Regions from separate parts of the Mus musculus genome. Here regions 2, 3 and 4 are each linked to region 1. Evidence: chromatin loops called from intact Hi-C (ENCODE). Cell type or tissue: heart. All regions are shown on one strand. Region 1 holds the start of Pigl (phosphatidylinositol glycan anchor biosynthesis, class L). Region 2 holds the start of 2410006H16Rik (RIKEN cDNA 2410006H16 gene). Region 3 holds the start of Ubb (ubiquitin B). Region 4 holds the start of Cenpv (centromere protein V).

Region 1 (8,000 bases):
TAGTTCACAACTGGCTATGACTCCTGTTCCAGGGAATCCAACACCCTCTTTTAGTCTTTGTGCACACCATGCATTCATGTGCTACACATACATGCATACAAGCAAAGCACTAATACATAAAATGTAAATTAAAAAAAGAAAAGAAAAGAAGGTACTCTTTCCTTGTTTGGAGCCTCTCCACTCTCAGGAGTTTTTTTTTTTTTTTTCTTTAATAAATCTACATTAATTCTGTTTAAAAACCAGAAATAATTCTCCCAAATTCAGCCAATTTTATAAATCAATCCTGATGATTTCTGTTTAAGATCAGTTATTAAAAAAAGAAAGCCGGGCGTGGTGGCGAACACCTTTAATCTCAGCACTCAGGAGGCAGAGGCAGGCGGATTTCTGTGTTCGAGGCCAGCCTGGTCTACAAAGCCAGTTCCAGGACAGCCAGGGCTATACACAGAGAGAAACCCTGTCTCGAAAAACCAAACCAAACCAAACCAAACCAAACCAAACCAACCAAACACCCGAAGAAGCTGGGCAGTGGTGGCGCATGCCTTTAATCCCAGCACTTGTGAGGCAGAGGCAGGGAGATTTCTGAGTTCTCGGCCAGCCTGGTCTACAGAGTGAGTTCTAGGACAGCCAGGGCTATACAGAGAAACCCTGTTTAGAAAAACAAAAAAACAAAACAACAACAACAAAAACACCCCTGGCCCCCCAAAAGAGAACAACACAACAACCACATGGGAAAAAAGGTCCTGAGCAATTTTGAAAATCAGCTTTATTGAGGTATACTTTGCTATAAAATTCACCCACTGTATGTATACACTTCACATTGTCCAGTCATCACCATATTTAGGGTATCCTGGTTTTCTCGTTTGTTTTTGTCTGTATCATTATTCAAGTCTCATTTTTGAAGAATTCTTTTAATAATAGCTGGGTACAGATGAACTCTAAAATTATCTATAAATGTATTTCTATTTGTCTGAAGTTAAACAAAAAATCTCCCAATTTGACACATGAATCTTTGTAGCAGAAAATGGGTTTCAAAGCAGCAGGAAGGTCTTTTGCTATTATTAGGAAAGAAAGTTGGTGGGCTGAGCAGACACCATACAGCTCAAATTGTCTGGTGCATGATTTTATTTGATCCTTTTGCAAATAGACGGTTCCTCAGGATAACAGGTCAGGCACAGCGGCTCACGCCTGGGATGCTAGATTACAGTGAGACTGTCTTTATAAAAAACCCAAAACATCCAGTACAGTCGCAGTTCCCAAAGGAACATGAAGGTACTGAACGGAACCAATGATGAACAACCACTTTTCTGCTCCTCGATTTGGCTAGGATGGAATTCGCTCGGGGTTCCCTAACCTATCTGGGAAGTCGGCTGTTTCTGTCCCCAGACTGACCAGCACAGAGAAAGTAGCTACCTACGACAGAAAACCTTTCCGGAAGAAGTTAACTAAGATCGGTTAGTTCCCTAACCCAGCGACCCTCCTACAGTCTCCTACCTGAGGAGAAGCAGAGCAGGGACACCTGCTGCTCCAGGCGTGCCAAGCCTAGCATGGTGGGAGCAAAGAACATGGCTTCATCGTCCGGGTGCGCGATCACTACAAGGGCCCGGCTTCCGGCTCCCGGCAGGCCCGCCTGCTCCGGAGACCTCATTCGTTCCGCTGAGTTCCAAACCCGGAGGAAGCCCCAAGTCAGGACAGCCACGGCCACACACAAGAAACCCACCAATTCCATGCCGGGTAAGTGGCACTGCGCCTGCGCAGGAAGGCAGGCTGCGGGTGGACTCGGGTTCCCTGCGGGAAAACGGAACCGGCTGAAACTGCGTTCCGTGGGTCAGAGTGCGGCGGCGGCTGGAGACCAAGATTCGTGGTCTAGCGTGGAAACTTCCACCCATACTGCCCCGTCTCCTCGGTGGCGGAATCCTCTATCTGCTCCAGTTTCAGAGCTCAGCCGCACTTTGCGGTCTTAAGTGTCTTTCTTACCGTTCAGTGTGCTTAAAAGGAAGGAAGCATTTTTAGAGTTATTTTGAGATCGCGTCTCTCTCTGCGTGTTCCCCTAAACTCACTATATGCAGACCATGCGAGTTTGCAATGATTCCCATTCCTTTGCCTCCTGAGCTGGGATTTCAGGCGTGTCAGCACGCCGGCCAAAAGGGAAGCATTCTAAAACAAACGTCAGCATTCTCCTTTCAACTCGTTTTATGACTTCAAACTTTGTATAAAACAGCCCGTTATCCGGAATAAAAGTTTTTCCGAAGCGGGTCACCGTTTGTTCTTTCTCAGATGGCGGCTTTGCAAGAGGAAAAAGTAAGCGGCTAAGAGGAAATGTCATTTCACTCGAAGGGTGAGGTCGGCAGGCCCCTTAAGTTTTCTTAAGAGGCAGAGATTAAGGAGCCACGCCGTGGAGGAGGCCTCGCCCGCCATGCCGAGGAACACTCGGTGTGAAATTAACGTGCGTCCCAGCCACGTGGGCTGAGGTTTCTCTTTGGCGGCGAGGGGACGGGGTAGCCGCTTTGGCGGCGCGCAGGGGTCGCAAGGCTAACCTCGCGCCGGGCTCCCGGTCCTTTCCCACGCCTGAGGGGAAGGCCCCGGGCGCGCGGGAGTGGCAGGCTCGCGGGGACGCTCCAGGCCGAGGACGCGATGGCTGCCACGGCGGCGGCGGGTCGGGCCGGAGGCAGCGCTGCCGGGGCGGGCATGAGTGCGAGGGACAACTTGAAAAGAACCGGCGCGGCGTCCGCGACCCAGGAAGCGAGGCCGAGGTAAGAGCCGCACTCCGTTCTCCCGGGGAGGGAGTCGTCTCCCCAACCCTCCGGAAGGAGGAGGAGCCCAAGTCTGAGCCGCCTCAGCGCGGCCGCCCGGCCTGAGGGGGAGGGAGTGGGGTTGAGGCAAGATGGCGGCTAAGGTGGCGAAGCTGCGGCGGCGGCGGCTGGAGTGAGCGCCCAGCTCGCCGCGCTGCCGAGCGAGGGCCGGGCGGAGGGCCGCGCGCCGGGGCCGCGCCCCGGTCGTCCGGCCGTGGGGCGCGCCGGCTCTCACTCCGCCAGCTCCCGGTGAGTAGGCTCGGCGCCTGCAGCCCCGGCCTCCGGGCCCTGCTCGCCCGGGAGCTTCCTCGGGCTCCCAGGGCGCCAGCTTCGGATCAGCCAGGCCAGGGGCGTCGCGGAGGACGCAGGGTTAGGGCCCGTCCAAACCGCAGGTCTTTTCCTCTCCCTCCCCCAGGGGCGAGTCGGGTGCGGTGGGGAGTTCAGGCTAGACGAGTGGAGGCTCCTGGAGTTTGGAGGAAGAATGGCCTTAGGCGGGCGGACATCAGCCCGAGGTATCTGTCCATTTGGGAAGGGGCGTGCGGTGCCACCGCGGGATCAGCGAAGGGGATGCGAGGATGGAGGGCCTCGGGTGGGGCCGGCGCAGGTGACCGTCCTAGGCCCACTCTGAGGGAGAGTTGGTGGCTGTTTGACTAGTATGGAAGGGGTTAAGGAGGGTGACAGCGATGGACAAGTGTGAAGAGCAAACTAGTTCACCTTTCTAACTGGCCCACTTGAGGTATAATGGCGAAGGGTTGGTAGTGGTGCAGCTGCGAAGAGCAGCACCCTCTGCCTTCTGCCGTTTGTTATTGGTGTTTTCTTGTGCCAAGTGGGAGATTGCACCCCCCCCTTTTTTTTTTTTTTTTTTTTTTTGGGAGACAACGACGACCGGAATTTGAGAAAGTACTTGAGAAAGCAACCTTAACGGAAAGGATACTGCGTTCTTAGAATTAGTGTGGACCAAGAATAGTCATGCAAAGAAGTGGATGGTAATAAGTGATGTTTGTGGAAAGTATTTTTGCCTAAGAAATGCCAGGTTGTATCTGCCACAGTGCCTGTTCAACATTGAAGAGTAGCGTTATGGGTAATTTTAATCTTTGAGTCTAGTATATTCACCTGCACCAGATTTGCTTGCTATCCTAATTATATCCTGTTGTATTGAAATGTACATTCCTTGTGTGCACCCTGGTGAGAGAATTGGTGGGAGCCTAAACATGGCTGTATACAAAGAGCAACAGGCCTGGGATGTAAAACTGCCCTACACACAGTCATTCATATGTTCAGGGTATCTTGATTAATACTTGATGATGATTCTCATTCACAAGGATAGTATCTGGTGGATAAATGAAGAGCTGATGTTTTAAATTAATTAATTTTGTTTGCTTGAGACCATTTACGCCTATAGCACTTGCTGGCCTGGAACTCCCTTTGTCACTGCCTATGTGGTAATGCTTGTACCTGCCATACTTTATTTAATTTTTAATAGTTTGGGGAGATGTTTTAATATTTCTCCATGTCCCCCATTTAATATATTAAAATTTAACATACATTTACTGGATGAGACAGTTCATATTTGTCTGGGCTCAAGCTCTGACTTACTTAGATATGTGTAAAAGTTACAGAAGAAATAAAGCTAAGTAACTAGATAAAAATCTTACATTCTCATTCTATTACAGCCCAGAGGTTGAATCAGCTTTAATTTCAGCAGTCCAGAGGCAGAGGCAGGTAGATCTTTGTGATTTCAAGGCCAGGCTGATCTACTGAGTGAGTTCTAGAACAGCCAGGGCTAGACAGAGAAACTTTGTTGTGTCAAAAACCAAAAGAAAAAAAAAAAAAGAAAAAAGAAAAGAAAACTCCAGTGGTTGTTTAGTTTATTTTAATATTTATAGCTTCCAGTTGCTTTGTCTTAAGTGCACCTGTTAATGAAAATCAAACCGTATGTGTGTTCTAATATCTAGAAAGTGATTACTTGCCATACCAAAACACTTCTTATCTTTTAGCAAAAGCTTACTGTATGTTGTAATACTCCTCCTGGGAAACTGTAATACTATGAATTGTAATTCTCTCTGCAATTAACTGGCATTTAGAACATGTTAAACTTTTCTGTGTTTTAGTTTTCTTATCTATAAAATTAGGAAAACTCTTTTCACAGGTTTTGTTCTTGTGAGTCTACTCTGAGTAAGTAGTTATGAAACTGGAATGGGGCTACAGCCCATTTGGTAGAGAGCTTAGGTAGTGTGCACCCAGCCCCAGATTTGATTCCCAACACCACATAAAAGCAGACACATGTCCACTCAGGAGTTGGAGGCAGGAGGATTAGAAGTTCAAGATTGTCTACAGCTATATATTGAGTTTGAGGCCAATCTGGGATATTCATGACCTTCTTTCAAAAAAATTATGAAAATGCTTTAAACAGGTTAAAAGGATTATGCTTCTGTGAGAGTAATGCTTTATCTGCAAATCTCACGGTGCAGTTAGAAGAATAAGTATTCACATTACAACTCATCAGAATATACCTGTTGCTCATGTATTTATATAGCTATGATTCTGTCCTATAAATTTTAAAAAAGATTATATTGCCTGGCATGGTAATCTTAACATTATGTATGTACAGATCTCTGTGAGTTTGAGGCAAGATTGGTCTACATAGTGAGTTTTAGGCCAGAAAAGGTTTAAGCAGTGAGATTGTGTCTCAAGAAAGAGGAAGAAAAAGGAGTATATATATATATATATATATATATTTTTTTTTTTTTTTAAAGATTTATTTTATATATGTGAGTACACTGTCACTGTCTTCAGAACACACCAGAAGAGAGCGTCGGATCCCATTACAGATGGTTGTGAGCCACCATGTGGTTGCTGGGAATTGAATTCAGGATCTCTGGAAGAGCAGTCAGTCAGTCCTCTTAACCACTGAGCCATCCGGTCCAGCTGGTAATATATAATTTTAACTGTGTCTCTTGTATTTTTTTTTTAATTAGGTATTTTCCTCATTTACATTTTCAATGCTATCCCAAAGGTCCCCCATACCCACCCCCCCCACTCCCCTACCCACCCACTCCCCCTTTTTGGCCCTGGCGTTCCCCTGTACTGGGGCATATAAAGTTTGCAAGTCCAATGGGCCTCTCTTTGCAGTGATGGCTTACTAGGCCATCTTTTGGTGTCTCTTGTATTAAAGAAAATAAACTTGGGACTGGATAGATGATTGCATGGTTAAGAGCACTTTTGTTTGCAGGTGATCCAGGCTTGGTTCCCAGCACCTATATGGCAGCTCACTGCTGTCTGTAACCCCACTTCTAGGGATCTGATGTTCTTGTCCTCCAAGGCACACATGTGATGCGCATATATATACACACATGTAGGCAAACAGTTATTACACATAAAATAAAAATGAACAAATACATAGTGAACTCAAAGTGTTGGACTGTCTGCAAGATGAAGAAAAAGAAAATGCAGGAAGTTAACCTCTTTGGATTTAATTGGATTGTAGTTTGTTCTGGACCAGGCAAATTCAGGTCACTCCAGTTTTTATAGCATTGAAGATTTACTCATGCATTTATTTACTCATTTTTGTGACATAATGAATTTTTTGTCATTGTCACTTGTTTTAGAAATCAAAGGCCTTTGTTTAGGCCAGAGATTGATGGAGGTGAATATCATGCTATTACTTTTTAGATCTCTCCTTTCCCCTCCTCTGTTTTATTATTCATTTTTAATTATATCTTTTAATCTATTTTAGTTGTATTTTCATATTTTTATTGGTCCTGGAAATGGTACTGTTCTTATGCATTTAGTTACCCCCATCTTTTTTTTTTTTTTAACTATTTAAAAATACATTTATGCTGGGTGGTGGTGGTGCATGCCTTTAATTCCAGCACTTTGGAGGCAGAGACAAGTGGATCTCTGTGAGTTTGAAGCCAGCCTGGTTTATGAAGGGAGCTAAGGCTACACAGAGAAAATCAAACATTTGTTTGTTTATTGCGAGTGTGTATGTTCCATGGCAGGTCTGGGAAGTGAAGGGCAGCTTTCAGGAGTCGTTTGAGCACCTGGTTGGCAGCCTTGATGCAGGGGTTTTTATCTACTAAGTCATCTTACCATCTCTGTTACTAACTTGAGATGGTCTATGTTGTCCAGGCTGACTGCCTAGAACTGAGCTCAGTCGATTCTTATGTCACAGCTACTTAGCTGAAAGTACAGGTGGGCACTGTAGCGCCTGGCTTCATCTGTTCTTTTGTTCACACATATTTTATTAGACCATGGTGTAAAAGCAAGTAATAAAGGCTGATCAGAAGTGCTCTGAACAGACTTATTTAAAGATCAGAGACGTGTATATTTTCAGTTATTTAGTTGTTGTAGCTAGTATGAAGTACTTTTTATGTTAAATGCTATAAAGGCAAAAATAAGAGCTTTTAGTTTAAATTTTTTTTTTTTTAGTTTTAAATGAATTATAGATACAAGTAACTCCGTAGTCAGAGTAATTGATATTTTGTTCTTGTATTTGAGGATACAAAAAGTAATTTTAATGGTTAAGAGGGGGTTTCTTTCTCTATCAGGCCTCCTTAGGAATGTTGAAAAACTATGAAAACCACTGCAGCATAGCAGCAGCTACGTGGATCACCTGGTTTTATTTTGGTATTTTTGTGGTCTTGTTTATTTTTTTCCTTGAACATTTACCATATTTCTGAGCCATTTTTGCTACCCCAGGAACTCCTGTGGTCAGAAAGTTACTTGGATAACATTCATCTCAACACTTGGGAGGCAGAGGCAGGTGGATTTCTGAGTTCGAGGCCAGCCTGGTCTACAGAGTGAGTTCCAGGACAGCCAGGGCTATATAGAGAAACCCTGTCTCGAAAAACAAAAACCAACCAACCAACCAACCAAACAAACAAAAAACCATAAAGAAAAGAAAGAAGGAAGGAAGGCAGGAAGGAAGGAAGGAAGGAAGGCAAGCAAGCTACTTGTGTAGTCTTCAGATACAACCTGTGTCCTCTACCCACTTGCCTTTGAAAGTCAGAGACATGGCAAGCACACTGATGTGTGCCTGTGTAGTTCTTCAGTTTAATACCTTATTGTTGTTAACTTTTAGCTGTGATCTCAAAAACAAATTAAATTGGTTAAAATAAATTGTTTACAATTTGTAATTTGTAGAATCCTAGAGTGTATAGCCATATATAGATGTAGTTTTGCTTTATATTTGAATATTTTGAGGGTATG
Region 2 (8,000 bases), 150 kb before region 1:
TCTTCAGGATGCTGGGTTGACTTTGTTAATGACATAGACGTAGAACCCAACAGTAATGTCACAACCAACGAATTGCAGGCAGGATTCGAGGCAGTTGAATCTCGCGTTTGAGTTTTACCCTTCAGTTTCCAAGGAACAAAATGAATTCATCTCCCAGCTTCAAGAGGGCCCAAGGGGAGCTGCCTGTGACTTTTGAGCTGACAGTGTAAACACACTCTTGCAGCAAGTCGAACTGTCCTCAGTGTAAGAGACACGGGGCTTGCTTGGAACCAGTAGCTCACCAATGGGTGTGGTAGGTTGGGGGCACACCTACCACCAGGCCGAGTGGTCTGGGCTCCAGAACAAGGCCAGGGGCAGCAGATGGCAGGGAGAGGGAGAAGCTGAGAGCATCGATCCTCCAGCAGCTGTTGCTCCAGAAGCCCTCTCACCAACCTGCTGTCTTCAACTCTTGGAGGCAAGACAGATGTAGCTCAGGCCAAGTGATTAACAATGACAGCATTTCCTATAGGTGGCATTGTTGAACAACTTTGTTTAGTGTTCCTCATAACCCTATGATGTTGGTAGGTCCATATTTTTTTTAGGCAAGTGAAGCACAGACTGTAATTAACTAGGTAGAGTACAGGGTAGAAAACAAAGGAGTTAAGAGGGAACTGCAGGCATCATATAAAAACATAGGCTTGAAGAGTCACTGGAATGGCAGCCTCCAAGACCACGCTCTGCCTACTCTGCTCAGCTTGAAGCAGACACTGGGGATTCACAACCAAACAGGACCCCCCCCCCCCATCTCTCCATGGTGATAACCACTACTGCCTCCAGTAAAGACCTGCCTGGCTTGCTTAACCTGCTGGTTCCTTTTCTTTCAGCCTTAAGGCCCTCCTATCTGGGAATCCTCCAGACAACATGGTGGATCTGTCAGGCATTCCACTGACTTCAAGGGACCTCGAGCGAGTGACCAGCTACCTTCAGCGCTGTGGAGAACAGGTGGACAGCGTGGAGCTGGGCTTCACAGGCCTCACAGATGACATGGTTCTGCAGCTACTGCCAGCTCTCAGTACCCTGCCTCGTCTTACCACACTTGCCCTCAATGGCAACCGACTGACCCGGGCTCTGCTGAGGGACCTCACTGACACCCTGAAGGACCCCAGCAAATTCCCCAATGTCACATGGATTGACCTGGGCAACAATGTGGACATCTTCTCACTACCCCAGCCCTTTCTGCTCAGCCTCCGGAAGCGCTCTCCAAAACAGGGCCACCTACCAACCATCCTTGAGCTGGGTGAGGGGCCAGGTACTGGGGAAGAAGCCAGGGAAGGTACCGATCAGCAGGACCCTATAGGGAGTCCTGTGACACCTGCCAGGGGCCAGGAAAGTACAGAGTGTGTGATTCAGACATGACATCACAATAGGGGTCCTAACCAGTGAGTCCTTTCTGGACAGCCAAGACAGGTCAGGGTCCCTCTGATCAGGAGATGGTCTGGCCAGCCCTACCCAACTCTCACTAGGATGAGATCAGAGTACTAACCAGTTTGTCCTCAAACCCGACTCCCAGTACTTGCTCAAGGGGCTCGGATGTTTCCATTCAGCTGTCCTCCTAGACCAGTGCATCTGGACCAGAAGTTCTTTATTGGGCCCACTTACAATTTAGGCACAGGCACCTACTCTAAGACTCTAGGAGCATCTGCCTACTTCCCAAGGCCTTCTTAAAGGCAGTAAGTTTCAGAATACCAAGTGTGGAAAATCCAGTTTAAGCTGCAGACCTTTTAGGCAATCTTATCTATATAGGGCCTAGCTCCCTTATCCACCAACCAGCACAACTTTTTCTACCAGGTCCTCCCATAATCTAGTCCCTGTATTGGCTTTTCAAAAACTCACCTCTAGAACCAGTCCTACTTAGCAAAGAGGGAAAACTGGGTGTTCCTAACACCCTTAAACACTCCTAGTCCCCAACTCAAGCCCAAGAGAACTGTTCTGAATTAAGTGGTCAAAGTCTGAACTCATGGGGTTATGGGGAAGAACAGCCTTACAGGCCAGGTAAGCAAACAAGATGGCGTCTTTGCATGGCACTGCAGCCAAGAACAGGGATTGAGTGTGGGTGCCTTAAATGCTTTGGAATCTTTGCCCAAGTCCAGCTGTGCAAACAGCTGAGACTGCCCAGAAGTTTACAGTGCTGAAGCTGGACTGCCTAACACCTGACACTCTACTCTAATACATGTTTTCAAGGACCAATACGGACTGTGCTTTATTAGAGTGCTTTGATGGTTAGCTGTACACACAACTTAATTCATCCAAAACACTGGCAATCTGGTTTATAAACAAATGTTTATTTTTAAAAGGCATAGAAGATCCTGTGGTACAGACAGGATTACCAAATGTGCCCACCCAGAACAAAATTGGCAGACATGTCACTTAGGATATTTGCTTTCAGGCCGGCTGGAGACTCCTCTGGGAATATAGCCTGCAAAAGAGCTGAATTTCAGAATCACTCCTGCCTGGATCAATGGCATTTAGAACATTTAATGATATCTTCAGAAAACCATAGGCTCACCACTACCAATCTGCCGGTAATTCCAGCTATTTTAGGTGATATCATCATTTGATATCTCTCAGAGTAATAACAGATAGTCACTGTACAGACCAACTCACCTCTGCTGCTGCCAGCACAGATCTGCAGTCCTGCGTCCGTTCTGAGAACTTGAAAGGGGACACCCTAAAATGGATTGCAGAAAACAGGACATTATATATAACAGCCTTGCAAAATCAATGGCTGCCCTCCCACCCTGGCTTTTCTCTTTTGGATTTCTTTGTAGCCCTGGCTCACTACTGTAGACGAGGCTGGCCTGAACTCTGCCTGCCTCTTCTCAAGAAAGCTACAGTTCTTAACACATCCTAGACCTAAAAGGGAAGTATTTTTCAAATTACTAAAATACATTTACAACTAGCCAAACCAGCCCAACTGGGTTCAATTGTAAGACCACATTAACTGAAAATTTTAAGACCCAAGTTAATGGACTAGAAGGTCTAAGTTCTTAGAAGACCAGGTTTGACTGCCAGCACTAATTGTGGCTCACAACCACCTAAGTCCGGTGCCATTTTTTTCTAGCATCAAGACAGCAAACACACACAAAAATGGCTCTATAGGGGGCTGGAGATGGCTCTGTGGTTAAGAGCACCGACTGCTCTTCGGAAGGTCCGGAGTTCAAATCCCAGCAACCACATGGTGGCTCACAACCATCCGTAATGAGATCTGATGCCCTCTTCTGGTGCATCTGAAAACAGCTACAGCGTACTTAGATATGATAAATCTTAAAAAAAAAATGGCTCTACAGTAAGAGCTGTGCACTGTTGCCTTACTTAACCACCCCCATCAGCTACAACCAGTATTGAGTACAGGCAAAACTGATGCTCATACATGAACACTCTAGCTCAAATCAAAACGGTCTAAAATCCCAAGCTGAAAGCTTACCTCATGGGAGGCCACAGCTGTTGGCAATCTTCCACTCTTAAATCCCCAACCTAGAAGTACAGCAGTTGTTAAAAGTCCAGCCCAAGTTAAACCTAAACCCCAGCCACCGGTGTGGGCTTGACTGCAGTCAGCCAGGAGCAGTTATCGTCAGTTATCGACTCTGACGGCACTTCCTACTTAGTCATCTCATCACAGCAGTCAAGCTTTCTGCTGTCCTCCAACTAGTAGTTCCAGCCACTAAATGGAGACACGTCTTAAATTTATGTATGTGCCCACATGGGCCAGGGTATGTTGGGAGTCCCTGGAGCGAAAGCTACACAGCCTCTTGTCTATGAACCCCACCTGATACTCCAGAAACCCTTACCTCATGGTGGGATGATACTGCTCCTATTCCACGTTGTCAACGTCCCGTCTGAAAGGTTAGAAGAGTAAGAGTCATGAGGGGCAATTAGAACACTTGTGTTCAGCACTGGGTCGCCGAGGCTTAAACGACTGCAGTCAGCTAACTAGGGATGTCGTCAGTTGTCGCATCGGACGGCACTTCCTTTTTTTTCTAGTTTCATCATCATTGCAGCCGACACCCCGCCCACGCGCGGCGCCCCGCGATGCAGACCTCGACTTACCAGGCTCCCCTAGATCTGTGCAGCGCACAAGGCGGAGCTGAGAGGCTGGGCCCGGGCTCAGCATCGCTCCAGACCGTCACCAGCAGGCCACGGCGAAGGGACCAGCTCAACGAGCGAGAAGAGCACGATCCCATGATGGCCGCAGAGAAAGACGGCGCGTGAGCGCCCTCCTCTTAAGGGCTAGGAATAGACCACTCCTCACCCCAGGGAGGTGAGGGCGGCAAAGGCTCACGGGAACTTCCAGCGGCCCGCCTCGCGACCCAGGCCTCCCCCGTTCTGTTGAGCGAGTGGTCTCCCCCGCCCCGGGGGATTCTGGGTAGCGAAGAGCGCGCGAGCTCCAGCGCGCCTGCGTGTTGGGTTAAGCGCGGACTCGACATCCTTTCCGCGGTTTTCCGTCCTCGTTGTCTTCCCTGACTTATTAGTCCTTTGTGAACGTGTGTAGTGTGTGAAATGTGTAGTCAGACCTGACAGTGCAGGCCTGTAATCGTAATCGATTAGGAACCCGACGCAAGAATTCGAGTCCAGCCTGGGCAATTTAATGAGCCCCTGTCTCTATTTTAAATTTAAAAAAAAAAAAAAAAAAGCGGGCCTATATAATCTAACTGGGTGGTGGAGAGCCTGGCTCATCTACGCTAACACACACGAAACCGCGTTCAAAGACAAACGCTGTTACAAAAGTGTAATGATTGGGGCCGTTCTGCACCCCATTATTTTTACAACATATCCACGGAGTCTCTCAAGGCCCTATGCAGACGGCCCTCATCACATTCCTTAGAGAACTGTAGAATCAAGAAGAGCTCTTGATCCATTTCCATTGCCCCCTGCTCTTTCCACTTCTGACTGGAGAGACTTGCATCGGGCATAGGTAATAGAAAACTGCTAATGCTATGCCTTCAGTATATGAGTATGTTTGATTTTCTCAAGGGTTGGGGATGCAGTGTTTCCCTAGCAAACATGAAGTTCTGAGCTCCATCCCCAGCACCTCATAAACTGGACATTGTGACAAACTCCCAAGCTCTGGGTATGTGGAGGCAGCAGAATCAGAAGTTCAAGGTCATCTTCAGCTATGAGGTCAGCCTGGGATATGTGAACCTGAAGACTAGAGTAGGGTTCTTGTGAGTTCAAGACCAGCCTGGCCTACGGAATGAAATCCTGTCTCAAAACACCTCAGTGCAAAATCTGTTGAGCTAGTATATATGATATGCTGGGTTCTACCCAGCAACACACACATAAGTGCTTGCATGCACTTCTTATGCAAATAGGCTGAGGAGGCAACTCATTTTGACAGAACTAGACAGGTGGTCATGAGACTGCAATCTTGGTGGTCTGAGGAATAAACAGAATTTTGATGGAGGGAGGGAAGTCCAGGCCAAAACATTCTTAAAGGGAATAAGATAATTTCCCTTGGAGCCAAATATGCTTGACCATGGCCAGGAACACAAGATTCATGGGTCCCCAAATACCATGTTCTATATTGGAAGTGTCTTGGGTTTTTGTTTGCTTGGTTGGTTGGTTGGTTTTGGTTTGGTGCCGTTTTCGAGACAGGTGCTGTTTTCTGTGTAGCACTGGCGGTCCTGGAACTTGCTCTGTAGACTAGGCTGATCTTGAACCTGGAGATCTGCCTGCCTCTGCCTCTCGAGTGCTGGGATTACAGGCATGTGCCACCACCATTGCCTAACTTGTTACAGAACAAGGAAAGTCATTTGGTGGGGACCTCAATTGGCAAGTTACAGTAAAGATGAGGACTCTGTTGTAGGTTTCAGGTGCTGCCCAATGATGTTTTTAGCTTTTGAATGTGTGGAAATTAGTGGCCTGTCAAGAATAGTAATATAAGGTTTTCATAGTCACAAGGATGTTAACTCGGGGGCAAGGGATATGGATGGCTTCAAAGGGACCAAAAATAGTCCAAAATAATTTAGCTCTGGTTTGAACACTAATTTCAATCTTGAGTCATTTGGCCTTGAATCTTTAACAGAGGTGCAGCTCTCCCTTGCCCTCCCCCTTCTGGGAGTTTCAAGTTGCAGAAACATCTAGCAAACGCCAAGTCAAAGAGCCAAATATGAAGCCCTTCAGGCTTTGTGAATAATTAAGAAAAAGTACTAAGGACTTTTCATCAAACTCCCCTGAAAACAAAAGGAGTACAGGGTTGGGTGGGTCTGGAACTCATGGGCAAAAAAACAAAAAAAGAGCACAAGGCCGAGGATACTGCTCTCAGACCCAAAGAGTTCAGAGGTGGGCTTGCTTGTCTTATGTCAAGAAGGTCCTCTGGCTTTCCTGCAAAGAGTGGTAAAGAGAAGTGGGAAGCTGAAGCCCAGGTGAGTGAGAGCAACGATCCAGAGCTTCCAGAAGGAGACCGTGATCCTAGAGGTGGGACAGTGGCTTCATTTGTCTTGTGGAAGAGGACAGGAGTAGAATGAGGTGTGGCTGGTGAGGGTTTCTGAGCAGACTAGCCCCTGACCCAGGTTGGCTCTTAGAGACACATGCAAGTACGACCAGAGGCAACGTTCCAGTAATTTTTTTTTTTTTTTTTTTTTTTTTTTGGTTTTTCGAGACAGGGTTTCTCTTTATAGCTCTGGCTGTCCTGGAGCTCACTTTGTAGACCAGGCTGGCCTCGAACTCAGAAATCCACCTGCCTCTGCCTCCCAAGTGCTGGGATTAAAGGCATGCGCCACCACGCCCGGCCCAGTAACTTTTTAAAATAATACTTCTAGAAGACTTGGTTATGCAAAAAATATTTATATTTCCACCAAAATTCAGTAGCCTCGGGTGTGGCTGGCAAAATTCCCTACTCTACCCTGCCAGCCTGCTGCTGCCGCATCTGGACCGTCAGTGGGACTGGAGGACCTGAAGAGGCAGATGGTCTTCCTCTGAGGCACTGTTCTTCCCAGGTTTAGAGGTTGGGTTCTTTTTATAACCTGTAAATAGAACAAGGATCACTGTGACTTTGCCCTCCATGCATCCCCTGGAAGGAGGTGACAGGGAAACAGGAGGGCCACAGCCTTGAGAGCCCACCATGTTGTGGGTATAACAGCAAATCCTGGAACCTCACCTCCCTGCATCCCTCCTCCCAGAATCCCCTGACCCCTCCATGGACCACTCAGGGGTCTCCCCACAGAAACTCAAAGGTCCACAGATTTGACAGGCTCTGTCAGAAACCAGAGCCTCTGAGGCACACTGAGGAGCAGGGAAAACAAGTCAGGAAGCTCAAAGGAGAGAGGTGACCCTCCTTTGGGGTTGGGGGTGGATATGGATGGACACCCCGGGAAGATGAGAGCTCAGAGACACATAAAGAACAAAGAGTACTGCAGAGGGAATGGCTGTTGTGATGACAGAACTCTTGAGGAAGAACCTTGACAACAGCATGGGGATAGCGAAGATTATGGCCCTTCTGGAGCTGTGTAGCATAAGGCCTGTGAAGACCTTGGCGACATTATCCAGAAGGGAGTGGTACAGGCCTGAAGCAGAAAATTCTGTCTGAAGGTTGGGGTAGATGCTGAGACACCTTGTGGGCACAGAGGTGCAAGGGTAAGCAGATGCCTGAGAGGCCAAGGGTCAGCATCAGATAGGAGGAGTGGGCAGAGGGCCCACGTCTAGGTGTGAAGGTTAGAGTTACATGCACACTACCTGCTGGGATTGTTTCCAATCAAGCCAGTGTGGCTAGCTCATAGAAAGACTGGGATTTGGGTATGGAACACCTGGATCGCCGGGCGTGGTGGCGCACGCCTTTAATCCCAGCACTTGGGAGGCAGAGGCAGGTGGATTTCTGAGTTTGTGGTCAGCCTGGTCTACAAAATGAGTTCCAGGACAGCCAGGGCTATACAGAGAAACCCTGTCTCGAAAAACCAAAAAAAAAAAAAAAAACACCTGGACCAGATGAGCACCCAAATGACTCGCTATCCTGGCGTTTTGTGAAG
Region 3 (8,000 bases), 94 kb before region 1:
GGGGTGGAGGATCCAATAGAGGGCTGGTGAGACAGCACAGATTATACTGCTTGCCTTAAAACTACACCACTTGGGTTTGATCCCCGGTATGCATGTTACACTCAGTAAATGAGAACATAGATGGTCTCCCATCACCTTTAAAATTCAAGTTGGTTTACTGCTGAAATGCATACTCATATACAGAAAGGAGCTCACACAGCAGGCTAGCGTTTAACAATTATTGAGATTGTAATCTCATTTCCATTTCTCCTGGAGACTGCCATGGAATTCAATGTAGACTAGGGTAGTCCTGCTTCTGCTTCCCCCCAGTGCTGACACTAAGGGCCTGTTTTTTTAGTGCAGTCCTGGGATTGAATGCTGGAATTTCTTTTACTCTACAAACCTGTATCTCCAGATGAAAAAGTACCAGCTACAAATGCATTTTAAAAATCTTAGGCCGGGCGTGGTGGCGCACATCTTTAATCCCAGCACTCAGGAGGCAGAGTCAGGTGAATTTCTGAGTTCTAGGCCAGCCTGGTCTGCAAAGTGAGTTCCAGGACAGCCAGAGCTACACAGAGAAACCCTGAAACTCGAAAAAACCAAAAAACCTTAGGACATTAACTACAACTGAATAATCTGGCAAGTTCCAGTTCTTGGCGAACCTCTATGTCTTTTAAATCACATTTCAAAATGATAGCTAAAGCTGGGAAATCATGTGTCTCAGTTGTAGACCAGAGGCACATAGGGTCCATACTGCTGAAAATTTTGGGGATTGAAGGGACACAAACCTTCCAATGACAGGTGTTCACTGTAATAGCTTTTAATTTTCTTTTCTATTACTTACCATTTCTCCAAGTAGGTGGTTTTCTTCCTAAAGAATTATCACAACCAGCATTAAGAAATCCAACCTGCTGGTATCTTACCCAAGCAATCATATGCAAATCAGTGTGACCTAGAGACCCCCCAAACCACCAATTTAAAAAAGTACTTAAATAAGCAAAGTTACAAAGGCTGTATGGCAAGCCCCACCCCTTCTGTGGCAAACTGACATTAAGGCTTTGCCATTAACTAAACAAAATTGCGATGTCATACAAGTATAAGCTGTAAATGATGCATATTTTAGTCAAGACCAATCTTTAGTTAAATCATGCCCAAAATAATCAGTTAAGAGCCCCCACCACCCAAGCCACCACAGAATTTCACAAGTGACACCATATATGCTTACCATGCAACAAAACCTTTATTAACATTTTTTAACAGAGGTTCAGCTATTATTGAAACTTGTAATTTCTAAACTTAAATTGGGGCAAGTGGCTAGAGTGCAGAGTAATGCCATCACTGCCCACTGGGAATGCAGACCGAATAATTAATAGCCACCCCTCAGACGGAGGACCAGGTGCAGGGTCGACTCTTTCTGGATGTTGTAATCAGAGAGAGTGCGGCCATCTTCTAGCTGCTTGCCGGCAAAGATCAGCCTCTGCTGGTCAGGGGGGATGCCCTCTTTATCCTGGATCTTGGCCTTCACATTCTCGATGGTGTCACTGGGCTCCACCTCCAAGGTGATGGTCTTGCCGGTCAGGGTCTTCACGAAGATCTGCATGCCACCTCTCAGGCGAAGGACCAGGTGCAGGGTTGACTCCTTCTGGATGTTGTAATCAGAGAGGGTGCGGCCATCTTCCAGCTGCTTGCCGGCAAAGATCAGCCTCTGCTGGTCAGGGGGGATGCCCTCTTTATCCTGGATCTTGGCCTTCACGTTCTCGATGGTGTCACTGGGCTCCACCTCCAGGGTGATGGTCTTGCCAGTCAGGGTCTTCACGAAGATCTGCATGCCACCCCTCAGACGGAGGACCAGGTGCAGGGTTGACTCTTTCTGGATGTTGTAATCAGAGAGGGTGCGGCCATCTTCCAGCTGCTTGCCGGCAAAGATCAGCCTCTGCTGGTCAGGGGGGATGCCCTCTTTATCCTGGATCTTGGCCTTCACGTTCTCGATGGTGTCACTGGGCTCCACCTCCAGGGTGATGGTCTTGCCGGTCAGGGTCTTCACGAAGATCTGCATGCCACCTCTCAGGCGAAGGACCAGGTGCAGGGTTGACTCCTTCTGGATGTTGTAATCAGAGAGGGTGCGGCCATCTTCCAGCTGCTTGCCGGCAAAGATCAGCCTCTGCTGGTCAGGGGGGATGCCCTCTTTATCCTGGATCTTGGCCTTCACGTTCTCGATGGTGTCACTGGGCTCCACCTCTAGGGTGATGGTCTTGCCGGTCAGGGTCTTCACGAAGATCTGCATTTTGACCTTGAATTTAAAAGGTAAAAATTTAAAAGCCTACTAAAATCTTCGATTCCCTACAAAATACTTCTACTCAAAACTCCTCCCCTTTTTGTCATAACATAAAACCTGTTTTGTCATGGTTTCAAACTGCTAAACCTTTCCAAAACACTAAACTGGCATTTGGAACATTCATCAACTGCGGGGCATCCAAGTTCGCTAACAATAGACATGATAAATTGAAAATAAAAAATATCCAGACCAGAAGCCATCGATAAAAATTCAAGTAATAAACAATGCCCGAGTGAGAAGTACCTCTTTTCTGCCTCCCCCCACTGAAATAACCACGATGGACTCTCCATCGGTTAAGCGTCCGTTAAGCTCCCTGGCGCGCGCGCCAGGGCCGCCCCCGCTCCGCGCACGCGACCAAGGCCCACTCTTCCCGGAAGGCCCGTTGCCGCGTCACGTCACCTCGCTCCCCTCCCCCACCCCAAGAAAAAAAAGGCCCGCTTAGCACCACGTAAGCCCCCTCTCTAAATCCTCCCATGATTCAAACGCCGTAGACAAATACCTGTTAACAAATGTGATGAAAGCACAAACCGCCCAGCGCGTCGAAACACCCTCACAGAAAGACCGCCGAACCGGACAAAGCCTCTCGTCACTGAGCTCAGTGGCCGCGCGAGCCGCTATTTATGCAGCGTCTGTTGCGTGACTGCTCACTCCTACGTAGCTGTTGTCTTCCTGCGCCACCGAAAGTAGTTCCGCGGGCCCCCACCTCCCCCAGACCAATTAGGCGTTTTTGCCGAGCTCCCGATTCTTCAGAACCAAAGAAAAGAGTACTACCAAACGAGAGACACTGTATTCCCGGCGTCTCGTCTCCTCTCGTGCAAAAAATTGAAAAAATCATCACGCGGATGAATCCAAGTTAAAGGGCCCTCCCTCGAAAGCTCTGGAAACCTCCTTGCGGCGCCAGCGCTGATTGGTGAGGAGTCAAAGATGAGGCCGACGCTGATTGGTGGAGGTCGCGGGCCGCTCGATTGTTGCTGGGCTCGGTTCTCGGGCAGTTTAACGTCGACGTTGCTAAGTAACCGAGTGCGCATGTGCGGGCGCTCGCCTTAGCGAAATACTGATGTTTCCTGCTTGAGGTGGGGGAGGGGCGTCTTCTCTTCCCGCGTCCGGAACCCCGCGTCCCGAGTTCCCCGTGGTTCTCTCGCACCCATCGCTCGGCGGCTTTACGCCACAGGGTGAATTGCGACCTCACCCTGCTCCCCCTGGCTGGACTCTAGCTTCGCCCAGGCCCCCTCCAGTATGAGCATTGATGCTTCCGTAGCCAGTGTTTTTAGTTGTTTTGTCTTGTGGCTTAGCCGCCCACGGGCCCAGATGTGGGTGGGAGTGGGGTGGCTGCCGGGCTGGAAGCTGAGGATTTAGCCAGAGACCCAGCCCAGAGCCCGGCCGGACTTACAGATTCTCTCCCTCCCCAGCAATCTACAAACAAAGGAAGGAAAGAGGAGAAATGCCTATTAGACTCAGTACCCGGGGTTCACCCACCTCTCCCATTGGGATGTCTATTGTGCAAAGGAAGGGAAGGGGCCCGTTAATCCTAGAACCTCAACCTCAGGACTAGGTTCTGAGGTTTTGGGTGTGGTTGCTTTTCCCTCATCGAGATCAACAAGGAAGGAGCAGAACTGCTCGGATTGCTTTGTCATGCGGAGTCACGAGGATGGCCATGTAAACAGTTTTGTTTGCATAGGCTACCGGCTTCCGTACAGTAAGAAGTCTAGCTACGCTAACAGATTAAACTTCACTCTGTAAAGGTTTACGAGTTATTACCATATTACTGAAGGAAACGTTAGGAACATAGCTGGTTTGCCTAGCATGAACCAAAAGCTCCAGTTTGATTCCCCAGCCCAAAGTCTGCTTTCTAGAATAAAGAGCAGGTAGAATTTTATTTGAAGTGAATTGAAATTCAGAAAATGTCTCCTTTGCATAGTATTTTATTTTTATTAGGAAGCATGAGTCGGACCTTGTTTCAACAAGCAGAGTATGTCTGAGTCAGACATTTTGAGGCACAGACTCAGCCAGAGTGCTGATCTTATGATTGATGCGATGACTTCATTGGGGTAAGTTCCAGCAATTGCCAGACGGGTTATTGCTTCCTAGTTTGTTTTGTTTTCAAAGTAGATCGTTTGGTGACTTCAACCCAGTAATAATATTTCAAAAGAATGGCATCTGGACAAGATAGATTTTTTTTTCCGTAGCATAGTTTTTGTTGCTTGTGCTGTGTTCACCCCTAGCCCCACCCCTTGGAGACTGGCCATCACTCTGTAGCCCTGGTTGGCCTGGGATGACTATGTAAATCAAGAGCTCACAAGAGATTCTCTTGGTTCTGTCTTCCGAGTGTTGGAATTAAAGACACGGACCATCGTGCCCAGCATGATGTAAACAGATTTTTTTAAAAAGTATTTTATATCTGAGTGTTTTCCTTGTATGTATGTCTATATAGTACCTGTGTATCTGGTACCTGAGGAGCTCAGGAGGGTACCAGATACCCTAGAACTATACAGACTGCTGAGTACTTGTGTGGCTGCTTGGGAATCGAGCAGCTAGTGCTCTTAACTGCTCCAGCCCTCTATAAACAGATTTAAAAAAAAAAAAAGACAGTATAAATTTTGAGATTAGAAGTTTATTGAGTTAGTTCAACAATGTTTCTCCAATTAAAAAGGAACTGTTTTCCATTTTTGTTCACAATAGAAAAAAAAATTGTGTCATCTTTAGGCCCTAAAACACATGAATACACCTGTGTGTGTGTGTATGTGTATTGCTCTGTAGACCAGGCTGGCCTCCCATCTCAGAGATCCCCCCTGCCTCTGCCTCCTGCCTCCAGAGTGTGGAAACTAAATGCGTGTGAGAAATATGTATTGACTGGACAGCAGTGACACAGTGACACATGCCTTTAATCCAGAACTAGGGAGGCAGAGGAAGGGGATCTCTGAGCTCGAGGATAGCCAGGAATACATCCTGCCTCAAACACAAAAATAAGGAAGAAAGGAAGGAAAAGGAAAAGACTTATTTATTGAAATAGGGTCTCATGTAGATCAGGCTGGCCTTGAACTCAATTATATAGCCCAGGATGACCTCACACTCATGATCTTCCTGCCTCTGCCTCCTAAGTGCTGGAATTGCAGGTGTGTACCACCATAACTGTACTGGCAGGAAAGAGACACTTGTATTCTGAGACACGTATGTCCTTCCATTAGGGCTATCAGGCCTCTCACACAGTAGACCCCAAGGAATTAGAATTTACTGAGGAATCTCACACTAAGAGAAGAAAAAGGCTTAAAATCCTGGATCTTGCCTTATAGGAATTTCTCTCTCAGGTAGAGATTTCACCCGGGTCTGACAACTTGTCAGACCACATTGAAGGAGAAACTGGAGTCCTGACAGTGAGGACTGTGGAGGCCACACTTCCATCACAACTGCTTAGTTATGCACATAACCAACTGTCTTATACTTAAATATTTTCTCATTTAAAAAAATTATTTATTATTATACATAAATTCACTGTAGCTGACTTCAGACACACCAAAAGAGGGCGTCAGATCTCATTATGGGTGGTTGTGAGCCACCATGTGGTTGCTGGGATTTGAACCCAGGGCCTTTGGAAGAGCAGTCAGTGCCCTTACCTGCTGAGCCATCTCACCAGCCCATTTTCTCATTTTTAATTATGTGTCTCTGTGTGCATACATGCATGTGGACACAGGTGTCTGCAGTGGCCAGAAGAGGGTGTTGGATACCCCTGAAGCTGTAGTTACCCTGGAACTGTAGTTACCCCTAAACCTGTAGTTATAGGTGGTTATGAGCAGCTGCCTGATGAGGGTGCTGGGAACCAAACTCAGGTTCACTGCAAGAGCGTCAAATGCTCTTAACAGTTGAGCTGTGTCTACAGCCCCTTTATTTAAATCTAAACCTCATGTTGGCTCTTTGAAGATAGACTTGAGGGGAAGGCACTGTATGTCTTTATTTGTTCCTCGTTCCAGTGGCACCACATTGGGTAAATCTCCCTTTTCTCTTTTTCATTATTACTTGTCTGATTGGCCTATTGAAGACCGGTGGTCACGCCTAACTAATTAGGGCTGCCAGGGCCCAGGCTCTGACTGTAACTTTTCAGGTCTGTGGTGATATTTAAAATATAATATTAAGGGGCAAGAGAGATGTCTCAGGAATTGGGCCCTTACTACTCTTGCAGAGGACTTCAGTTTGGTTCCCTGCACCCCATATCAGGTAGTACCCTCCCTCTGTGTGGGCACCTGTGTGCACTGGTCTATGTAGCTATTTGTTTAACATAGTTAGGAGACAGAATTTATTATAAGTCAGAAATTTTAAAAGATGTATAGTCAGGCACTCATGCCTGTGAATCCCAGCACCTGCAGAGCTGGGGCAGAAGGGTTGCTAAGAGTTTGAGGGCAGCCTAAACAACATAGTGAATTCTAGGCTACCCTAAAACTACAAAACATGCCCCTGTCTCAAAAAATAAACAAACAAAAGAATGTCTAAAGATGTAACTCAGTTGGTACAGTGCTTGCCTGGTAGGCCCCAAAGAATCCTCAGCATATAAACTGTGCTGAGACCATCCTCAGCCACATAGGACAGAGGGTCGGAAACTGCAGGTCAGTCTGGCTACCTAGTGAGTCTAAGGGCAGACTGGGATGCAGCAGACTGGGATGCAGCAGAGTGTCTCGAAAAATTTAAAAGGTAAAAATTGTTTATATTGAGTACCGAAATGAACATAGAACAAAATTCCATAATATCGGGGGGGGGGATTGTTTGTTTGTTTTTGTTTTTGTTTTGAGGTCTCACTATATAGCCCTGGCTAGCCTAGAACTCAATATGTAGACTATCCTGGCCTTGACCTCATAGAGATTCATCTTCCACCACCAAGGCCCAAGAATGTTAGGAGCTCTTGCTTCTTTCACAGAGAACTAGAATTCAATTCAGTTCCTAACACTTACACGGGTGGCTTATACCAGTTCTAGGGAATCTGTCACCCTCTTCTAGCTTCTGCAAGCACCCACACGTATGTGTATAGACAAACACATAAAATTTTAAGGTAAACACTTTTTCTTTCAGTTGTGGTAAGATACAGTATACAGGGCTGGTGAGATGGCTCAGTGGGTAAGAGCACCCGACTGCTCTTCCAAAGGTTCGGAGTTCAAATCCCAGCAACCACATGGTGGCTCACAACCATCTGTAACGAGATCTGACTCCCTCTTCTGGGGTGTCTGAAGACAGCTACAGTGTACTTGCATATAATAAGTAAATAAATCTTTAAAAAAATTAAAAAACAAAAACAAAAAACAGTATACATAAAAATGACCATTCCAAGCATATTGTTTTCACGAAGTAGTTTCACTCTGTTGTCCAGGTAGGCACACAGACCTGAGCTCACAGTCTTGCCTCAGCCTCCCCTTACTGGGATTACAGGAGTTCAACTTCATGCTTCCGTTTTTCCTTCCTTTTTATTTTTTGGAAAATTTTAAAATTACATTTATTTGTGTGTGTGTGTGTGTGTGTGTGTGTGTGTGGAAAATTTTAAAATTACATTTATTTGTGTGTGTGTGTGTGTGTGTGTGTGTGGAAAATTTTAAAATTACATTTATTTGTGTGTGTGTGTGTGTGTGTGTGTGTGTGTGGAAAATTTTAAAATTACATTTATTTGTGTGTGTGTGTGTGTGTGTGTGTGTGGAAAATTTTAAAATTA
Region 4 (8,000 bases), 83 kb before region 1:
TTTCGTTACAAATGGTCATGAGCCACCATGTGGTTGCTGGGATTTGAACTCAGGACCTTCATAAGAACAGTCAGTGCTCTTAACTGCGGAGCCCTCTCTCCAGCCCCGACAAAAAATTTTTATGTGAAATTTGCATAAGCAAGTCTTTTCTTCAGCCCAGGCTGGCCTTGAACTCACTCCATAGCCAAGGACGACTTTGAACTTCTGCTCCTTCAGCCTCTACCTCCAGACTGCTGAGATTATAAGCAAAATTATGCCCAGTTTTATAGGATGCATTGACATCAAGTATATAACTTTCTTAAGATATATGAGTACACTGTAGCTATCTTCAGACACACCAGAATAGGGCATCTGATCCCATTACAGATGGCTGTGAGCCACCATGTGGGAGCTGGGAATTGAACTCAGGACCTCTGGAAGCACACAGCCAGTGCTCTTAACCACTGAGCCATCTCTCTAGCCCCAAGTACAGAACTTTTAAGTCAAATGGTGGTGGCTCATTCCTTTAGGAGGCAGAGGCAGGTGGGACTCTCTGTGTTTGAAGCCAGTCTGGTTTACACAGAGAGCTACAGGGCAACCAGAGTTTCATAATGAAGCCCTGTCTCAAAACAAGAAAAACAAAAAACAGGAACCCTGAAGCCATTAAATAACTCCCCATTCCCTTTCCTTTAACCTCTAGTAACCTGTCTTTTGTTTGTTTATATATTTATTTATTTATTTTTGGTTTTTCGAGATAGGGTTTCTCTGTATAGCCCTGGCTGTCCTGGAACTCACTCTGTAGACCAGGCCACTGGGGATGGGCATTGAAGTTTCAAAAGCCTGGACCAGTCTCGTCTCTGTCTGCTGCTGCTTTTGAACCAGATGTGAACTCTGAGCTACTGCTCCAGTGCCACCTCTGCCTGCCTGCCACCATGCTCCCTGCTGTGAAGGTCATAGACTTGAACCTTCTGCAACTGTAAGCTCCCAATGAACTAGTATAAATTGTCCTGGTCATTGTGTCTTACCACACCAATAGAAAAGTAACTAAGACAATAAGTCTGTTGGGTATTTTCTTTCTTCTCGATTGATGTGAGAGGGCCCAGCCCATTGTGGGGAGTGCAGCCCTTGACAGATGGTCCTGGGTTGTATAAAAATAAAAAGCAACCCAAGAGAGTCATTCATCCATGGTCTCTGCTTCAGTTCCTAATTCCAGGTTCCTGCCTTGAATTCCTTCTCTGACTTCCCTCAATGATGGACTGTAAGCTGTAAGATGAAATAAACATTTTTCACCCCAAGTTTCTTTTGATCATGGTGTTTATCACAGCAAGAGAAAGCAGCCTAAGACATAAACCTGACTTTAAAAAATGGACTGTCTTTTAAAAACAATTTATTTTTAATTGTGTCTGTGGGTATGTGCATGCATGAGTGTAGGTGCCCAAGAAGTTGAGGAGACATCAGATCCTCAAGTTACAGTCAGTTGTGAGCTGCCCGAAGTATGTGTTGGGAACCCAGCTTTACAACAGCAGTACCGTACCAACTCTTTAGCCCCAAAAGGATTCCCAAACAGAAGCCATCCAAAAGTTCAGCAACCGAATGAAAAGGTAGCATTACTACAGGACAGAGAAATGCGAAACCGAAGGAAGTGATGTCATGGCACAGCCTCAGAAAAGCTAAGTGAAAAGACCAGCGGTGTGACTTCTGTGAGGTATGGAGCAACTGCAGACCTCATCCAGTGCTGGCAGAGCATAAAACCGGCCGGCCAGCTTAAAACCTTCATAGTTCCTTAAAAAGAATGATGCTCGCTAGGCATGGTGGCACATGCCTGTAGTCCTAGCATCTGTGACAGGTAGAGGCAGGAGGATTGTTGAATAAGACAACACTGACTACATAAGACTTGGTCACAACACAGTCTTAACCTGTGAACCAGAAATTCCACTTTGAATGTTTGGAGAGAAACTGATCTACCAAAAGACTTGGGTAAAAATGTAAAAGTGAATACAAGCTTTATCACATTTGTACAAATTAGAAACAAAAGTAGTTAAGAGAATAAATGTAAGGGGACTAGGGGCTAGCCTGCCACACACACATGAAGCCCTGAGTTAGGATTCCTAGCACCCATATAAAAGTGGACACTGGGGTCACAAGTCTGTAGCCCCACCCACTGTGGAGCTGCTAGGGAAAGTCATCTCCTTGAGTTCAGTGACCCTCCAGTGTAGGCAGAGTGTGAGCTCCCGTTTCAGTGAGGAACCCTCCCTCAGGATGAAGGTGGAGAACCATGAAGACACCCATCATTGAACTCTGACATACACTTGCAACACACACACACACACACACACAAAATAAACGGTGATATATTCTTATGTAAATTTTCTCCCCCACTGCTGTGCCAGTCAGGACAGAAACTGATTCAGAAGCCATGAAGGAAGAACACTGCTTACAGGCTTGCTCAGCCTGCTCTCATAGAGTGAGTCCAGGACCACCTGCCCAGGGGTGATGGTGATCAATAATGAATCAAGGAAATGACCTACAGACTTACCCACTAATTTGATGGAGGCATTTTTTTTTCAGTTAAGGTTCCCTCTCTGATGACCCTTGTTTGTGTTGCATTAACAAAAGCCAATCCGCATAGATCATATTGACATCAATAAATTATATATGTACATATATGTATATATGTGTGTATATATAATATCAATTATTTCCAAAATGTTGAACAGTATTAGATTTAACAATGTACATGCTATTTTTGAAATGACATTCAAAGATAGGCTAAAGTAGTGTGGTAGATCACACCTGTGATTCTAGCACTTGGGAGGTTGAGGCTGGAGAATAGGTACAGGTTTGAAGCCAGCCTTAGCTACTTAGTGAGTCTAGGACTAGACTAGGCTAAAGAATGAAGCCCTGACTCAAACAAGCCCGGCAGCCAAGTAAAGGTGCCTGTCACCAGACAGCTTGTTTGGTGCAAGAAGAGAACTCATGGTGTAGACTGTCTTCTGCTCCCCATGCACCCGCATACTTCGCTCTCCTCCTGAATAAAGATTTTTAAAACTGTAATGTGTATCAGGAGGTGGAGGCAGGCAGATCACAGTGAGCTAAGATAAACCTGAGCCTTATTCGTGAGTTCCAGGCCAGCCAGGGCTACACGGTTAGACCTTGTCTCTAAATACACAAAACAGGCGAAAGTAAGTCACAGTGAGAAAAAGCCAAAACAAAACAGTGGTCACTTCTGCTTGCTTTTTGGAGATAGTCTAGATGTGGCTAGGATATGCCACATCTGAATTGGTGCATGCAAATCTGTACATTTAAGATACGGGCACAAAGGAAACACCAAAACAAATTATGCATCTAGGAAGTTTCAATTATTGAGAACTTTGTGTTAAAACTTAATGAGGATTTATGAATTAATCAAGCTGTATTTGGGAAAACCCATATTTTCATCATTAAAGATAATAAATGGACTCTATATTGTAATAAAATCAACAAAAACAGAACTAAGTTGAAAAATGAAAAATGCACCAAAAACGAGTAAAAGAAAACGTTTCTTTAAAAGTGTGAGAACAACTGAAAGGGTTTGGAGACTATCTGGGATACCGCAGTGGATGGTTCTTGGGATTTTTGTCTTTAAACGTCAATACGGTATTCTGCAAAAGCTTATGAATGGAATGTAATCCTGGATCCATTTACTTAAAATTGAAAACAAAATCTAGGGCTGGGAATGTGGCTCAGTGCAAGAGTGCTTTCTCAAAGCTGTGGGTCCTATTCTCAGTTCTGCAAAACCACCAAAAAACCTGTTGACCATTGATCAAACTGACTCCAGCTGTCATTTATGCTTCCAGTAGCAGATATCCGACAATTTACATACTACGTTAGCTCACATTAGGTACATGATGGCCTCTGCCAAGTTGGTAGTGTTACCACCTTGGAAACCACGAAGTCACCCAAGCGTGCCAGCTCTGATGTGGCCGTGAATTTATGAACTGAGGCCTGACCCAGGTCCCCAGTTAGAAATGTGTGGTTGGAGTCAGTGGAGGCTGGAAGCTCCTTCGCTGATCAAACGGGCACCGCTACCTGCAAGCGCAGGTGCAGGCGCGGTCTCGTTAGACCCTCAGCGCTCGGCCGGCCCCACGGCCAGGGTCTCTTAGTTGGGTCCCTAGCTCGCGTGTTCCGGAGCGCCGCGCACCACCCCCGGGGCCTTCAGGTTGTCGGAGGCGGGGACGCGCATCGGCCGGCGGGAGCGCGCAGAGCCGAGAGGCCTGCGAGCCCGGCTGAGGGAGACATGCGGCGGACTCGCAGTGCCGTGGCCACCGGCCCGCGGGAGCAGCGGCGCTCGGGGGCCACCGGGGGCTTGAGCGGCGGCGAAAGCCGCGCGCAGCGCTCCCGGAGCAGGACTAGGGCCGGGGCCGGGGGCGGGGGCGGGGCGGTCGGTCCGCAGCCGTCGGCAAAGCCGCGGCCCAAGCCACCGCCGCGGGCCCAGGAGGCGGCCGCCGAGGAGCCACCGCCGGCGGTCACCCCCGCCGCCTCGGTGTCGGCGCTCGACCTGGGGGAGCAGCGGGAGCGCTGGGAGACGTTCCAGAAGCGGCAACGGCTCAGCTTCGAGGGCGCCGCCAAGCTGCTGCTGGACACCTTGTGAGTGTGTCGGGGGCGGCGGGCCGGCACACGCGAGGTGCGCACGGGCGGCGGGACCCGAGGGCTGAGTGCTGAGCCGTTGGCGGGCTGCTCCGGACGGTGTCGGGCTGAGTGCGCGGAAGGGCCCCTCAGGGTGAAAAAACAGACATCCCCCGGCTTGCCAGCTACCAAGACCGTTTTACCCGTTTTTGCACGTGCTTTCGGGGAGTGGGCGGGAGGAAAGGTCGAAGTGGAGAATTTAGTGACCCGAGGAGCGAAGGCCGGTTGTTCTAATCAGTTCCCCGGAGGGAGGGTGCAGGGTGCGGTTATTGATCTCGGAGGGAAAGGCGCGCAAAGCGTTGTCCAGGACGGGCGCTTGCAGGGGGAATGGGGAGTTAAGGTGTTATGTTCTCATCCCCGGTCCGGGCTGGCAGCTCCCCCAGTCTGTGCTTCTGAAGTGCTTCCAGCTTCTTTGGTGGCCTAAGGAGCAGATCTGAGGTCCGTTATTGGGGAAAAGAGCTGATGACTACTCTGGCCAGATGCCTGCTCTTTGGCAAATGTAATGTGAACCCCTTCCTCCTTTACCCATTGTGCTCCGAGAAAAACCCAGTACCCTTGTCTTATAGCCCTCACTCGCAGATGAATTAAAAAGAACAATAAAAGACAAAGAAAACTAACGTTAACCCAACAATTGTTTAACAACCTGAACTACTTTTCATAACAACAAGATGCTCTTTTGTCTTTGTCCCAGAATTAGTTCTCTTGGTTTTGGTGGATCCTCTAAGAACTGGAGTATTTAGTTAGCTTTCTATCTGTTTCGTTTATTCAATTTTATCCCCTTGGGCTATAAATTGAATGCTTTAAAACATTAAAACAAAAATCAGTTAAAACTTAAAAAAAATGAAATATAACACGGAGTACCTGTTGTGTACTAGCTACTGGGAGATCTAAATGATACTATATAAAACTCAGTAGAGCTGGGCACAGTAGCACATGCCGACAATCCTAGCATTCAGGAGGCCGAGGCGGAGGAGTACAGTGATTTCAAGTGCAGCCTGGGCTACAGAGATAGATCCTTTCTCCGAAGAGAAAGAGAAAGAGAGAAAGGAAAACAGAAGCAAGCCAGCGAGAAGGAGGTCCACGTGTGTAAGCCCAGCACTTGGAAGGTGGAGGCAGGAAGATCTACAAGTTCAAGGTCATCCTTGACCACATAGTTAATTTGAGGCCAGCTTGAGCTGCACTGACACCCTGTCTCAAAAGGAAACAAAAAAGCCCCCCACACACACACACAAAGCAAAAATTTTTAGGTAATATTTTCCCCTAAAACAAAATGGTAATGATCTTTAAAAAAGATACTAAAAATATTGGCAGGAAAAGAGGCATTTCACTCACCAGAATAGCGTGCTGTATGCTTGCTTACATCCACTCTATGGTCTTTTAAGCTAACTTTTATACAAAGAAAACGTATGTTAAATACACTAACATTTGGTTCCAATATCGCAAAAAATTGGAGGAATGGATAGCAAATACGGGCTCTCTAAGTGGGATGATCACAGGGGTGGAGGGTTCTCAATGTGTTATTAAACTGTTTGGCTTTTTTTTTTTTTTTTTTTTTTTTTTTTTTACAATAAACATTGTATATAGAAGAAGAAAATGAGATGTTAACTTGTTAGAGAAACCTGGGCGAGCTTTCAGTTTTGCCTCTAGTCAGATGGCAAATTGAAGCGGCTATTTGCTGTTTTTCCCTGTGGTGGTTAATCAGAAGTCACAGCGAAACATTGTCTCGTTTATTTCTGGCCAGAATATTTAGTCTTTTGGGGAAGGGGCTTCAGGATGTCCACTGAATCTTACTGTTGAGTTATGGGGCTGGCTCCAACTGTATACAGTTGTGTGAAAAGCCATGGATTTGGGAAGCGTGAGGAGAGTGAGTGGAGTTAGAGGAGCCTTTGTTGCCCCGCAGAAGGCAACTTGGCGACCTGTCTTACTTTTTCATAGCCACTTGTTACCATCTTTATTACAATCAAAACTGAATATTATTTGGCCTGTTTGCCTAGTGGCTGCTTAAGGCTGGTAAAGTTTTTATCTTGGTCCTAAGCTTGTAATTGAAAGAAAGAAAGAAAGAAAGAAAGAAAGAAAGAAAGAAAGAAAACTAATTAGTTGACATATAAATAAAAATGTTGGGAGTGGGAGCAAATGTGCCAGACTTCTCTCATAGCCTCATATTTACTGAATTCTGGGTATATTTTATTTTGCAGTCATAAAATTCAAGACAGTTCCCAGTGAAAATACTGAACCTCTTTTATGAGATGCACCTGGTTGTCATATATATATATATATATATATATATATATGACATATATATATGTCATATATATATATATATATGAATGAGCCTGGCTTTATTTTAAGAACAAAAAGTCAGCGTGAAGGAGCCAGGCCATAAAACCCCTGCTTGTCTCTTAGAAATTTTTATGCTCTAGTTTTTATTTCATTTAGTGAGTACCAGGGCCTGGTGAAGCACACAGGAGGCTGCCACTGTGGAGCAGTTCGTTTTGAAGTTTGGGCTTCAGCAGACTTACACATCTTTGACTGCAAGTGAGTATTTTATCTTCTCAAATTGGCTTAGAAGAGTTGAAGAGCAAAATAGGCCATGTTTCAGACCAATGTGGGGAGTCGGGGTCTGGATGAGACAGTGTTGGCCATGAGCTGATAACTGTTACATCAGGTACCGAGGACACAAGGGTTCATTGTTCTCTTCTTTGCCATGTGTACAACTAGAAATTTTCAGTGATAACTAAAAAAAAAAAAAAAAAGTGTTATATGTAATTCTTTTACTGTGTGCGTAGATCAGAGGACAACTTGTGGGATGGAGTCACTAGGCTGGTGGTAGGTACTTTTACCTGCCAAGTCTTCTCACTGGATATTTTTTTTTTAGAGTGGGAGAAGGCTAAACATTCTGAGTTATTCAGAGTAACACCCTCAGTTTGTGTGTTCGGGAGCCCGTGTGTGTGTGTACCACAGAGTTGTACAGCAGCGCAGTTCAGGAGACAGAAAGCAGGGATTCCAGGGCTGTGGCTTATAGGCTCGTGCCTCCTACTGATCCCACTGACTTAGGGGTGATTAGCAGAGGTGGATCAGGCTGCCAGTAATTCCCGGTTGGGTTACTGGGAATCCCACCTTGAGTGGAATCTTCTTAGGAGTCTGTCAGTGAAACTACATGGAAGTAATCGGGTGGAGTGTATTTGCACCTGGAAGCTTTTTGTGTGCTGGATCTCTCTCTGTCCTTGGCATGAGGCCCATGGTACCACCACCAACAGTGGAAGGCTTGCTTCTTGGATTATTTATTTGCTTTATGTATGAGTACACTGTAGCTGTCTTCACACACACCAGGAGATGGCATCATATCCCATTACAGA

The links. A loop is a pair of places that touch in the nucleus more often than their neighbours do. Peaks named below come from ENCODE experiments on the same cell type or tissue, not always from the same donor. Only the 100,000 strongest peaks of a DNase experiment are listed, where the experiment ranks them.
Region 2: a loop joins it to region 1, with 2.5 times the contacts of the local background. A loop is called at or near these places in 2 of 42 quality-filtered maps.
Region 3: it touches region 1 in a loop (7-fold over the local background); 14 of 42 quality-filtered maps call a loop at or near these places.
Region 4: a loop joins it to region 1, with 2.1 times the contacts of the local background. A loop is called at or near these places in 12 of 42 quality-filtered maps.

The regions. Positions count from the first base shown.
Region 1 is chr11:62,452,186-62,460,185 of GRCm38, reverse strand. Pigl (phosphatidylinositol glycan anchor biosynthesis, class L) reads right to left here and starts at 1,745. Exons shown (of 7, transcript NM_001039536.4): 1 at 1,492-1,745. The coding sequence starts at 1,726. It also overlaps a transcript of Ncor1 not described here. In heart, a CTCF peak has its summit at 3,557; DNase peaks (open chromatin) are centred at 1,705, 2,815 and 3,255; H3K4me3 peaks cover 3,986 bases; H3K27ac peaks cover 3,672 bases.
Region 2 is chr11:62,599,110-62,607,109 of GRCm38, reverse strand. Trpv2 (transient receptor potential cation channel, subfamily V, member 2) reads right to left here. Exons shown (of 15, transcript NM_001382489.1): 15 at 6,807-7,001. The coding sequence ends at 6,913. It overlaps Lrrc75a (leucine rich repeat containing 75A), which reads left to right. Exons shown (of 4, transcript NM_198861.1): 4 at 864-2,226. The coding sequence ends at 1,395. It overlaps 2410006H16Rik (RIKEN cDNA 2410006H16 gene), which reads right to left and starts at 4,233. Exons shown (of 5, transcript NR_030738.1): 1 at 4,087-4,233; 2 at 3,828-3,875; 3 at 3,464-3,513; 4 at 2,644-2,707; 5 at 2,304-2,455. It overlaps Snord49b (small nucleolar RNA, C/D box 49B), which reads right to left and starts at 4,024; the gene lies at 3,962-4,024. It also overlaps Snord49a and Snord65. In heart, CTCF peaks have their summits at 3,256 (motif pointing left) and 4,254; a DNase peak (open chromatin) is centred at 4,319; H3K4me3 peaks cover 4,321 bases; H3K27ac peaks cover 3,499 bases.
Region 3 is chr11:62,546,409-62,554,408 of GRCm38, reverse strand. It overlaps Ubb (ubiquitin B), which reads right to left and starts at 3,238. Exons shown (of 2, transcript NM_011664.4): 1 at 2,814-3,238; 2 at 1,196-2,269. The coding sequence starts at 2,263. The coding sequence ends at 1,346. In heart, no CTCF peak of the experiment used is centred here; DNase peaks (open chromatin) are centred at 2,928, 3,358, 3,908 and 4,548; H3K4me3 peaks cover 4,359 bases; H3K27ac peaks cover 2,653 bases.
Region 4 is chr11:62,535,461-62,543,460 of GRCm38, reverse strand. Cenpv (centromere protein V) reads left to right here and starts at 4,200. Exons shown (of 5, transcript NM_028448.1): 1 at 4,200-4,605; 2 at 7,081-7,179. The coding sequence starts at 4,256. In heart, a CTCF peak has its summit at 4,582; DNase peaks (open chromatin) are centred at 4,230 and 4,730; H3K4me3 peaks cover 1,739 bases; H3K27ac peaks cover 1,393 bases; H3K27me3 peaks cover 1,991 bases.